Linked DNA regions of Homo sapiens: region 2 is linked to region 1. The links are chromatin contacts, found by Hi-C or POLR2A ChIA-PET in ENCODE. All regions are on one chromosome and are shown on one strand. The core of a region is the stretch at or near the end of the contact, and the rest is flanking DNA. Distances in the headings are between cores, read along the strand shown.

What was found. A loop is a pair of places that touch in the nucleus more often than their neighbours do. ChIA-PET counts read pairs that join two places held with the same protein, here RNA polymerase II (POLR2A). Pooled maps may share reads with other maps.
Region 2: a loop to region 1 is called in a pooled map, with 5 times the contacts of the local background. The contact joins the promoter of TERF2 here to the enhancer-like site in region 1. A Hi-C loop is called at or near these places in 4 of 50 pooled maps. POLR2A ChIA-PET finds 5 or more read pairs at or near these places in 3 of 52 experiments (Caco-2, T-cell and activated CD8-positive, alpha-beta memory T cell).

Annotation. Positions count from the first base shown.
Region 1 is chr16:69,147,737-69,154,077 of GRCh38, forward strand. It overlaps UTP4 (UTP4 small subunit processome component), which reads left to right. Exons shown (of 17, transcript NM_032830.3): 7 at 2,801-2,972; 8 at 3,077-3,168; 9 at 5,848-5,944. Among named protein-coding and RNA genes, the nearest start is that of UTP4, 18 kb to the left of the region's middle. Within about 2 kb of position 2,620, at least 2 of the 41 ENCODE cell types and tissues checked have a DNase peak (open chromatin) inside an H3K27ac peak, as active enhancers do.
Region 2 is chr16:69,383,660-69,390,000 of GRCh38, forward strand. It overlaps TERF2 (telomeric repeat binding factor 2), which reads right to left and starts at 2,348. Exons shown (of 10, transcript NM_005652.5): 1 at 1,934-2,348; 2 at 1,732-1,827; 3 at 921-1,051. The coding sequence starts at 2,312. RefSeq lists a silencer at 1,964-2,343.

The DNA.
Region 1 (6,341 bases), core at 1,370-3,869:
CGGTAGTTTTGTACAATATTTTATTCATTTTGTGCATGAAACACAGTTTTGACTGTGATCCAGCAGATGAGGTCAGATGTGAAGTTTTCTACTTGTGGTGTCATGTTAGCACTCAAAAAGTTTCGGATTTTGGATTAGGAATCCTTTTTTTTTCTTTTTAGCTGGGACTACAGGCTCATGCCACCACGCCTGTCTAATTTTTGTTTTGTTGTTTTGTTTGTTTGTTTTGTTTTTCGAGACGGAATCTTGCTCTGTCGCCTAGGCTGGAGTGCAGTGGCGTGATCTCCGCTCACTGCAAGCTCCGCCTCCCTGGTTCACGCCCCATTCTCCTGCCTCAGCTTCCCAAGTAGCTGGGACTACAGGCGCCCGCCACCACACCCGGCTAATTTTTTGTATTTTTTTTTTCAGTAGAGATGGGTTTTCACCGTGTTAGCCAGGATGGTCTTGATCTCCTGACCTTGTGATCTGCCCGCCTCGGCCTCCCAAAGTGCTGGAATTACAGGCGTGAGCCACCGTGCCCAGCCTAATTTTTGTATTTTTAATAGAGACGGGGTTTCATTATGTTGGCCAGGCTGGTGTCTAACCCCTGACTTCAAGTGATCCGCCCGCCTCGGCTTCCCAAAGTGTTGGAATTACAGATGTGAGCCACTGCGCCCGGCCTAATTTTTGTATTTTTAATAGAGACGGGGTTTTATCATGTTGGCCAGGCTGGTCTCTAACCCCGACCTCAAGTGATCCGCCCGCCTCAGCCTCCCAAGGTGCTGTGATTACAGGCCTGAGCCACCACGCCTGGCCCTGGATTAGGAATCTTCAATCTGTATTAGTATAGCTGTTTGAGTTCCTGCCTTCAATTCTTTTGGATGTATATCTTCATTACTTTTTTTTTTTTTTTTTGAGACACGGTCTTGCTCTGTCACCCAGGTGGAGTGCAGTGGTGTAATCCTGGCTCACTGCAGCCTCTGCCTCCCAGGCTCGAGCAATCCTACCTCAGCCTCCCAAGTGGCTGGGACTACAGGCATGCACCACCAGGCTAAGTTTTTAACATTTTTTGTAGAGATGCAGTCTCACTATGTTGCCCAGGTTGGTCTCAAATTCCTGGGTTGAAGTGATTCTCCTGCCTTCCAAAGTGCGGGATTACAGATGTGAGCCATCACATCTAGCCACATTACTACTCTTGTTTGGGTTTTTTGTGTTGTGAGTTGTGTTTTTTTGTTTTGTTTTGTTTTTTCTTGTTTATTTCTTTCATTCTTTTTAAAGATGAGACTTTGGGAGGCTGAGGCGGGCGGATCACCTGAGGTCAGGAGTTTGAGACCAGCCTGGCAAACGTGGTAAAACCCTGTCTATACTGAAAAATAAATACAAGCCTGGGCACGGTGACTCACACCTGTAATCCCAGCACTTTGGGAGGCCGAGGAGGGTATATCCCCTAGGTCAGGAGTTTGAGACCAGCCTGGACAACATGGTGAAACCCCATCTCTACTAATAATACAAAAATTAACCAGGCATGGTGGCGCACGCCTGTAATCCCAGCTACTCAGGAGGCTGAGGCAGAAGAATGGCTTGAACCAAGGAGGCAGGGGTTGTGGTGAGCTGAGATCGCGCCATTGCACTCCAGCCTGGGCGACAAGAGTGAAACTCTGTCTCAAAAAAAACAAAAACAAAAATTAGCCGGGTGTGGTGGTGTGTGCCTGTAATCCCAGCTACTTGGGAGCCTGAGGTGGGAGAATCTCTTGAACCCGGGACGGCAGAGGTTGCAGTGAGCCGAGATCATGCCACTGCCCTCCAGCCTGGGTGACAGAGCGAAACTCCGTCTCAAAAAATACAAACAAACAAACAAAAAAAGATGAGGTCTCACTATGTTGTGCAGACTGGTCTCCAACTTCTGGGCTCAAGTGATCCTCCTACCCAGTCTCCTGAGTAGCTGGGACTACAGGTTTGTGCTGCTCTGCCCACCTTGTTTATTTAAGAAACTTTTTTATTGGTGTTTCTTGCATTTTTTTTTCTTTTTTTAAGCCAGAGTCTCGCCCTGTTGCCCAGGCTGGAGTGCAGTGGTGCGATCTTGGCGTACTGCAACCTCTGCCTCCCAGGTTCAAGTGATTCTCGTGCCTCAGCCGTCCAAATAGTTGGGATTACAGGCATGCGCCACCACGCCCAGCTAATTTTTGTATTTTTAGTAGCGACGGGGTTCACCATGTTGGCCAGGCTGGTCTCAAACTCCTGGCCTCAAGTGATCCACCCAGCTCAGCTTCTCAAAGTGCTGGGATTATAGGAGTGAGCCACCATGCCTGGCTGATGTTTCTTGGATATTTTTAATGAAATAAACGTTATTAAGAAACACCTGTTCTAGTTCCAAATAAAGGATTTTCAGTATTTTTATTGGTTTAATACATTTCTTTAGTGATAATAACTTGATCATGTTAAATATTCGTATTAAATAACATGATATGAATTTCTTTGTTAGGTTTTCTCTTATGTTCTTTCGAAGGATTTAAATTTCTCAAGTAGGTCCTAGGTATTTTCTCTCTCTCAATGCTATTCTAAGGAGATCTATGTTGGGTATATGAAGCGTTGCTGTACTGTAGACGTTAATTTTGTCAGTAGGGGGCGCATTGTTACCAGTGTCTGAGCTTGCTCCTTTGATGGAATCCTTAGCTTCTGGAAGGAAAAGACCCTTGTAACTTTCCTACTGATTCTGGGCATAGGTTTACCCCTAAGCTGCTGAGACAGAAAGCCTCGGAATATTTTTCCAACCAGACCTTGTTTTGCTTACGTGTACCTCCCTCATGATTTAATTCCTCAGCAAGAAGACAGTTTCGTGGTGGGCACAGCCGAGGGAACAGTCTTCCATTTTCAGCTGGTCCCTGTGACATCTAACAGCAGTGAGAAGCAGTGGGTGCGGACAAAACCGTTCCAGCATCACACTCATGACGTGCGCACTGTGGCCCACAGCCCAACAGCGCTGATATCTGGAGGTGGGTTCCCCCTCTGGTGAGGCTGCTGCTTTACCCTGCCCAGTTCTGGCTGTTCTCGTGAGGATGACTTCTAATTCTGTACACCTTCTCCCCTGCTTTCCCAGGCACTGACACCCACTTAGTCTTTCGTCCTCTCATGGAGAAGGTGGAAGTAAAGAATTACGATGCCGCTCTCCGAAAAATCACCTTTCCCCACGTAAGTGTCCATTCCAAGCCCCTGCTAACCCCTCATCTCCCCATCCCTGTGTCCCCCTGTCCCACAAGCTCTGAACACAGCTCACGCTCGGCAAATTTGTAGGACTTTTTTTTTTTTTTTGAGACAGAGTTTGCTCTTGTTGCCCAGGCTGGAGTGCAATGGCGCGATCTCGGCTCACCACAACCTCCACCTCCCGGGTTCAAGCGATTCTCCTGCCTCAGCCTCCCGAGTAGCTGGGATTACAGGCATGCGCCACCGCGCTCAGCTAATTTTATATCTTTAGTAGAGACTGGGTTTTTCCATGTTGGTCAGGCTGATCTCGGAACTCCCAACCTCAGGTGATCTGCCCGCCTCAGCCTCCCAAAGTGCTGGTATTACAAGTGTGAGCCACCACGCTCAGCTTTGTGGTCCTTTTTTTTTCTTTTTTTTTTTTTTTGAGACTGAGTCTCTCTCTGTCGCCCAGGCTGGAGTGCAGTGGTGCGACTCCACTCACTGCAAGCTCCGCCTCCCAGGTTCATGCCATTCTCCTGCCTCAGCCTTCCGAGTGGCTGGGACTACAGGTGCCCACCACCACGCCCGGCTAATTTTTTTATTTTTAGTAGAGGTGGGGTTTCACTGTGTTAACCAGGATGGTCTTGATCTCCTGACTTCGTGATACGCCCGCCTCGGCCTCCCAAAGTGCTGGGCTTACAGGCGTGAGCCACTGTGCCCAGCCCCTGCCTTTTTTTTTTTTTTAACCATCTGGGACATGGAGATATTGTAGGACTTTCTGTAGCTACCTTCTTCATTCCTTCTGTTTTTGAGGCAAGCCACTGCAAAGACATTTATGGGGGCAGGAGATATGCAGCAGCACACCTAGTTCAGTTTCTGGGGAAATTTTTCCCTTTTCCAAATAGTTGTGGGTTATGGGAATTTTGTTAGTTTGTCTTTCAGGGTAGGCTCTATTCTGGGTGGGAGCGGGAAAACCCAGGCTTCCAGTGTTCTAGGTAAATGGTACCATCTTCCCAAGCTAGAAAACTTGCTCCCCACACCTGCTGCCCCATTCATTCAAGCAGTAAACCTCATTGAGTCTACTCATCAGTATCTTTATACATATGTTATAGATATAGATAGATAGATAGATAGATCAACAGCTCTATTGAGGCATACTTGATATATTAAAAATCATACATATTTAATGCATATGGTTTGATGAGGTTGAACATAGTCCTCATAATCTCTTGAATCGAGTCATTCATTTCTCTTTGTCTACGCTGGCATCATCCTAGTTTGGATCAGTGTCTTTTCTCATCTGGGTTCCTTTACAGTAGCTTCTTAATCATGTCCTTTTATTTGCATTTGTGTCATTCTAGCCTATTCTTCATTGATCTTATTTTATTTTATTTGTTTTTGTTTTTTTGAGACAAGGTCTTGCTCCGTCACCCAGGCTGCACTGCAGTGGTGTAATCTTGGCTCACTGTAACCTCTGCTTCTTGAGCTCAAGCAGTCCTCCCACATCAGCCTCCCGAGTTGCTGGAGCTGCAGGCATGCGCCACCAGGCTCAGCTAATTTCTGTTTTTCTTTTTTTTTTTTTTTTTTTTTTGAGACAGAGCTTTGCTCTTGTTGCCCAGGCTGGAGTGTAGTAGTGAAATCTCGGCTCACTGCAACCTCAGTCTCCTGGGTTCAAGCGATTCTCCTGCCTCAGCCTCCCTAGTAGCTGGGATTACAGGCACCCGCCACCACGCCTAGGTAATTTTTTTTGTATTTTTAGTAGAGACAGGGTTTCACCATGTTGGCCAGGCTGGTCTTGAACTCCTGACCTCAGGTGATCCACCTGCCTTGGCCTCCCAAAGTGCTGGGATTACAGGCATGAGCCACTGTGCCCGGCCTCGGCTAATTTTTTTATTTTTTATTTTTTTTAATAGAGGCAAGATCTCACTATCTTGCCCAGGCCAGTCTCAAACTCCTGGTCTCAAGCAATCCTCGCACCTCAGCCTCTCGATTGCTGGCATTACAGGCATGAGCCACTGCTCCAGGCCCATTGATCTGTTTTAAAGCACCTTTGTTCATCACTCCATGCTTCAAAGCCTCTGGTTATCCCTGTTGGCTTCAGCATAAAGACAGTTTCCTTAGTGTGTCTTATAGAACCTGTCTCCATCCAGGCCTGGCCCTTCAGCTTCTTTTTGCACCTCTCGTGCTTGTAGCACCCCCACCCAGGCTAGCCATTCTCAAGGTCTTTTTGTTCCCTCAAATACTCTTACCTTTGAGCTATGTCACATGCCATCACCCTCCTCAGAATGTTCTGCCCTGCCTCCTTCGCCTGACTGGTCTTTCCCAGTGAACCTCATCTGGGCTTCTGTATTTACCACCACACAGCTAGGTTAGATGTCCTGTCTCCTTATTTTTCAGTACATACTGTGTTTAGCCGTGTTAAAATTCTTGGCACACTGAAGTCTAATTGCTGATTTAATTCTGTGTCACCCCTTTAGAAGCATGTTGAGAGCAGTAGCTATGTTTTAATTCATCATCGTCTTCATAGATCTCAGGGCAGTGCCTGGCATATGGGAGTACTTAGGAAATATTTATCAAGGAAATGGATTTCAGCAGTAAAAAATGTGCTAAGGTGGTGCTACTGTATCTGGTACTAAGGCAGTAGATGACCCTGACTTATTTTTTTAACTTCTTGATTCTTGGATATAGCGATGTCTCATCTCCTGTTCTAAAAAGAGGCAGCTTCTCCTCTTCCAGTTTGCTCATCACTTAGAACTTTGGCGACTGGGATCCACAGTTGCAACAGGTAAGATGGGAGCACGTTTTTTTCAATAAGAAAACTGGAGAGAGAAGCCAGAAATCAGAATTGCGGTTGGAATTCTGCTTATAGAAAAACTGAAGTAGACTTTTGTGTCCATTTTAACTAATGGTTTTCCCACCCATTAGATAAAGCAAATAAGCTGTTTAGAGTATTAGAATCTTTAGCAGGATATTGGATCATCTCTTAAAAGTTTATGGCTCTAGGTGGTGCGCTGCAGGGTGTAGTCAAGGTAAGGGTTGAAGAATCGTAGTTTGCGCTAGCTTAACTGAGGTGAAAACAGGCTGTTGAAAAACAACAAGATTTAATGATGGGTAATGATAATCCTGTAGAAAAAGAAGATCACATGGATCTTATTGGAGTGACAGCCTAGTGGCCTTTTTGA
Region 2 (6,341 bases), core at 1,098-3,597, 240 kb after region 1:
CTCATGCACACTAGTTGTTTTTTAATAGGGTACCCAAGTACAATGTACACAGCCAAGAGACAGGTTTTCCTTGTGAAGCAAGGTTTTTCTTTCTACCCCACCCCCATCTTTGGGATCCCATCCTTTTAGGGGTGCTCTTTTCTTAACCATTTCCCTATTTTCTACCACCAGGGCAATGCTTAGCTGATGTTTTCCATCTTCACCTCTGCATCTGCTTCCACACCCCCCAGCCTTGGTTTTGGGGGAAGAAAAATCTTTTTCTAACTGGTTCCCACAGCCACTTCTATGTTTTAAATTAAAATAATTTCTACTGTTTGAAGCTACCTGAGCCACAACACAGTGACAATCCCAAATTCCTAGACACTCCATTAGCTTTTTTCTTGAATTCAAGAACACTGCCTGTGCCGGATTTCTATCATTCTTCTACCATTACTATTTTGCTAGCTGGCTCATTATCCCAGCACCTCTGATTCTAATCTATCTGTTCAAAAGGGATATTCTCTAAGCCCCTCTTTCTGCAGACAGAAAGAACTCAAAGTCAGTACCACATTTTCCAAGGCCCCAGTTTATCTCCTTGGTTTATTATAAACAAGGGTGACCAAACCCTAGGCCAGAGTTACTTAAGGCCCTTGTAGAGTGCTCCCGAATGGTGCAGTAACCTCCAAAATGTCAGAGCTTCAATGCCAAAGCCACAAGGAAGACCACCCAAATCACAAAAACTGAGCAACTGCCATTACTTCCCAAGCCTGGGTGGGAAAGGAGACACCTGAAGAAATAACGTCTGTGTGTGTGCTTTCTTGCTTGCTCAATCTCTCCCCATTGCTGTTTTCCTCTGCCCCACACAGTAAAGAGTAAGTGCTGTATCCTCAAAGACCCTTGATTTTTGGTCAAAGAAAAAAGATATAAAAATAGAGCCTTACAGCTTCCTTGACCAGTTTTCTACTGGATTCGACCACTGCTTCTGTCAGTGTAAATTCCGTTTTAATCATCTCCAGCACATTGATAGCTGATTCCAGTGGTGTGAGCTCAGCCTCCATATCAAAGGAACAGTCTAGGACAAAGCACAGTTTTCATTTTTAAGCTCTTTTCTAAGGGTAAAAAAGTTATGTCCAAAAATTATATATATATATTTATGGAAATGGAGCATGCAAATATGGTAAGATTTGCATTTAATTTTTTGACATATTTGCTACAGGTTGACATACACGATAAGGGTCCAAATTCAAATCAATGAATTTAACGTGACCATTTTTTAACACCTGTCAAGACAGGCAAAAAAATTATTTTTAAATACCTGCATTTGCCTCTCAAATTCAGAATATACCCATCCTCCTCAGATACGAGTGGCAAGAAACTGACAACAGCTAAATAGCTTTCAAGTTAAATTCAGAGGGGAAAAATGTCAGAGTACTTCCACTCTGAAAAACTCTCTACCATGGGGGAAAAAAGATGTCCATATGAACATAACTCACTTTAGACAGGAGCAAAGTTGGGGTGAGCAATTAACAGGTGGGAGAAGATTTAAAAAAAACACAGAAAAGCAGCCAAGACAACCTTAACCGGAGAAAACTAGAGCCAGTCGAGCCAGAAAACAGACCCATCGTAGAATGAAAAAGACCACTCTGATGGAAACTATCGCACTTTAACCTGGAATCCTTCAGTTCTAGATATAAGTTTTAAAACAAAACCCTACGCAAGTAAGCCCAGAGAAGAACACAAAAATAGCCATACCTAAATTTTCCCCTTCTTCAATCCGCGACAGACACTGCATAACCCGCAGCAATCGGGACACGGTGTGCTCCTTCCCCAAGGGCCTGACAAGCAAAGCTGGGAGAGAAGACATCGTTGGCTGGGCGACCCCCAGTCCCGACTCCCGGTCCCCCGGACCCCCTTCCCCGGCGCTCCAACCCCCCTCCCCCGGCCCGGCCCTCACCCTGCATGATGTCCCGGATCTGTCTGAAGTCCCCGTACCGGCTACCCCGAAAGGCCCGCAGCGCCTCGTGGAAGTAGAACTTGAGCACCCAGCGATTGACTGCCTCTTCCAGCCGTGCCTCCCCCGCGCCGCGCTCCGCCGGGCCCCCCAGCCCCGGCTCGTGGCGCCCCCGCCGGGCCCGCCCGCTACTGCGGGACGCCCGCCTGCCAGCTGCCCGCCCGCTGCCGTCGCTACTCCCGCCTCCTCCCGCCATCGTGTCCGATCGCCGCGCGCCCTCCCCGCCCTCCCGGCCGGGCCGCTTCCTCGGCTGTGACGCCGCTGGGTCACGCACGACGCCCGGGCCGGAAGCGGGGCCCGCCGTCCCGGCTCCCGCGGCCATGATAGAAACAGCGTTCCGAGCCGCCCGCGGGCTTCTGGGAGGGAAAGGACCGGAGGGCCCGGCCCCCTTCTCAGACGCCGTAGTTCCCGATGTGCCGGCCGCAATGCCTCCTGGGGCTTGAAGTCCACACCGCCCAGGCCGGTGAACCCGGCGGGTTTTGCAGTCAACTTCGCTCCGAATTTACAGAAAACAGCTACTATGCTAGGGACGCGGAACAGTGTATTAGAGACTGAAAAACAGGCCGGGATCGGTGGCTCTACGCCTGTAATCCCAGCACTTTGGGAGGCTGAGGCGGGTGGATCACCTGAGGTCGGGAGTTCGAGACCAGCCTGACCAACATGGAGAAACCCCATCTCTACTAAAAATACAAAATTAGCCAGACGTGGTGGCGCATGCCTGTAATCCTAGCTACTCAGGAGGCTGAGGCAGGAGACTCGCTTGAACCCGCGAGGCGGAGGTTGCGGTGAGCCGAGATCGCGCCATTGCACTCCAGTCTGGGCAACAAGAGCGAAACTCCGTCTCAAAAAAAAGAAAAGAAAAAAAAGAAAACCAAATATGTGCACCTTATTAAACACTTTGAAAATTGTGGAAGAGAGCATACACAGAGGAAAGTCTTTAAACAAATTTGTATTTTAACAAATACTGTAATTATAAAGCAAAGACCAGTGTGATACCAATAAATAGAATGCACCTGGCAACCCAGCCGCTAGACATATACTCTTTGTAATCACAAAAATAACACATTTTGTTGTAGAACAATTAGAAAAATAAGCAAAAGGACCACCCATAGTCCCATAGAGGGTCTGAGTCACTTTCAGATATCTCTGATACTCTTGGAATTCACCAACTGGCACTTGACCAAATGGAGAACCTCCAGCTCAGACCTTAGTTCAGGATGGTGGTTGTGGGTGCCTCTTCCTGAGAGGCCCAGTAACTGGTCTAGCTTCAAAGATTGTCCTACCAGCCCCACTAGTCTGGAACCTGCAAAGATCCAGTTTGGGGCCACTCAAAGACAACTCAGAAGTGCAGGTGGCCATGTCCTTGAGGATGTGAATCCCATGCTGGACCTGTGAATTAATATCAGGACCTTAATATGTATAGTATCCTGGAAAGCCAAAAGTTCTATGAGGTACACGTTCCGGGATGAGAGAAGAGGCCTCTAGGTCTGACTGATCTTTGGTGATCATAGCTGCTTTTCTTTTTTTTCTTTGTTTTTCTTGAGATGGAATCTCGTTCTGTCGCCCAAGCTGGAGTGCAGTGGCACGATCTCGGCTCACTGCAAGCTCCGCCTCTGGGTTCATGCCATTCTCCTGCCTCAGCCTCCCGAGTGGCTGGGACTACAGGCGCCCACTACCATGCCCAGCTAATTTTTTGTATTTTTAGTAGAGACGGGGTTTCACTGTGTTAGCCAGGATGGTCTCCATCTCCTGACCTCGTGATCCGCCCGCCTCGGTCTCCCAAAGTGCTGGGATTACAGGCGTGAGCCACTGCGCCCGGCCCATGGCTGCTTTTCCATTCCAGCCTGCTTGCCTTAACCAGGAACCAAATCACTTGCCTTTATTTTAGTTTTTTTGAGAAAGTTTCACTCTGTAATGCAGGTTGGAGTGCAGTGGCACAATCGTGCTCACTGCAGCCTTGAACTCCTGGGCTCAAGTGATCCTCCTGCCTCAACCTCCCAAGTAGCTAAGACTACCAGCGTGTGCCACCATGCCTGGGTAATTTGAAATTTTTTTTCGTAGAATTAGGGGTCTTGCCGTGTTGCCCAGGCTGGTCTCGAACTCCTGGCCTCAAGCACTCCTCCCACCCTGGTCTCCTAAAGTGCTGGGGATTTCAGGGTTGAGCTACTATGCCTGGTGCCAAATCACTTGCCTTTCAATTCTAACTTTTTTTTTTTTTTTCTGAGACAGAGTCTTGTTCTGTTGCCCAGGCTGGAGTGCAGTGGCACGATCTTGGCTCACTGCAACCTCCGCCTCCCGGGTTCAAGTGATTCTCCTGCCTCAGCCTCCCGAGTAGCTGGGATTACAGGCGTGTGCCACCACGCCTGGCTAATTTTTGTATTTTTAGTAGAGACGGGGTTTCACCATGTTGGCCACGCTGTCTCGAACTCCTGGCCTCAAGTGATCCACCCATTGTGGCCTCCCAAAGTGCTGAGATTATAGGCGTGAGCCACTGCGCCTGGCCAGTGCTAACTCCTCTACTTGCTAGCTGTGTAACCTTGAACAAATCCCTTAACTGTCTCTGTGCCTCTGTTTCCACATCTGTCAAGCACAAATAATGAAGGTACCTCTTGGAAATTATACGAAAAGTCAATGAGTTGCTATTTCTAATGCCTTTAGCGAAGGGCTCAGCTTGTGGTAAGGGCTCAGTAAGTGTAAACTGTTTTTTGTTTGTTTGTTTGTTTTTTGAGACAGAGTTTTGCTCTTGTCGCCCAGGCTTGAGTGTAATGGCGCAATCTCGGCTCACTGCAACCTCCATCTCCCAGGTTCAATTGATTCTCCTGCCTCAGCCTCCCGAGTAGCTGGGATTACAGGAAAGCAGGAAGCACTTAAGGTTTTCAAAGAAGTTCCCTTAAAGAGACAGTTGGGTATTTGTGGTAGATAAAGAAGAGAATGATTTTGGGATAACCAGAGGATGATGGGACTTTGAAAAATGAGGAGAAAATCCATCAAGCAGGACACTTATGATTTGCGCACTTTATGTAAGTCATACCTTAATTTTGAAAAAATAAAAGAAAAATGAGTTTTTTTTGATAGAGGAGAGTAGGAGACTTTCTAGGCAGGTCCTGGATGAGTTAATAAAAACAGCTTATACCGGCCGGGCGCTGTGGCTGACACCTGTAATCCCAGCACTTTCGGAGGCCAAGGTGGGTGGATAACCTGAGGTCAGGAGTTGGAGACCAACCTGGCCAACATGGTGAAACCCCATCTGTACTAAAAATACAAAAATTAACTGGGTGTGGTAGCTGAAGCCTGTAATCCCAGCTACTCGGGAGGCTGAGGCAGGAGAATTGCTTGATCCTGGGAGGCGGAGGTTGCAGTGAGCCAGGATCCCGCCACCGCACTCCAGCCTGGGCAACAGAGCCAGACTCCGTCTTAAAAAATAAAGATGAAATAAGGCCTGTAAATAATGTCTGACAATGCTGGGTGCGGTGGCTCACGACTGTAATCCCAGCACTTTGGGAAGCCAAGACATGAGAATCGCTTGGGAGGCAGAGGTTGCAGTGAGCTGAGATGGTACCACTACACTCCAGCCTGGATAGAGTGAGCTCTGTCTTAAAATAACAATAGTAATAATAATAATGATAATAATAACTGGCCAGGCACGGTGGGTCACGCCTGTAATCCCAGCACTTTAGGAGGCCATGGTGGGAGGACCACCTGAGTTCAGGAGTTCAAGACCAGCCTGGCCAACATGGTGAAACCCCATGTCTACTAAAAATACAAAATTAACCGGGCATGGTGGTGGGCACCTGTAATCCCAGCTACTTGGGAGGCTGAGGCAGGAGAATCACTTGAACCAAGGAGGTGGAGGTTGCAGTGAGCCGAGAACATGCCATTGCATGCCAGCCTGGGCGAAAAGAGCGAAACTCAGTCTCAAAAAAAAAAAAAATTGCCTGACACATGCCAATCAAGCTAGCAAGGTTTTTTTTTTTGAGACAAGATCTTGCTCTGTCACCCAGGCCAGAGTGCAGTGGTGTGATCATGGCTCACCGCAGCCTCGACCTCCTGGGCTCCAGTGATCCTCCTTCCTCAGCCTCCTGAGTAGCCGGGACTACAGGTACATGCCACCATATCTGGCCAATTATTATTTTTTTATTTTTTTGTAGCGACAGGGTTTTGCCATGTTGGCCAGGCTGGTCTCAAACTCCTGGGCTCAGGCAGTCTTCCCGCCTAGGCCTCCCAAAGTGCTGAGATTACAGGTCTGAGCCACCAAGCTGGGCCTAGCAAGGTTTTTTTTGTTTGTTTTTGTTTTTGTTTTTGAGACGGAGTTTCGCTCTTGTTGCCCAGGCTGGAGTGCAACGGTGTGATC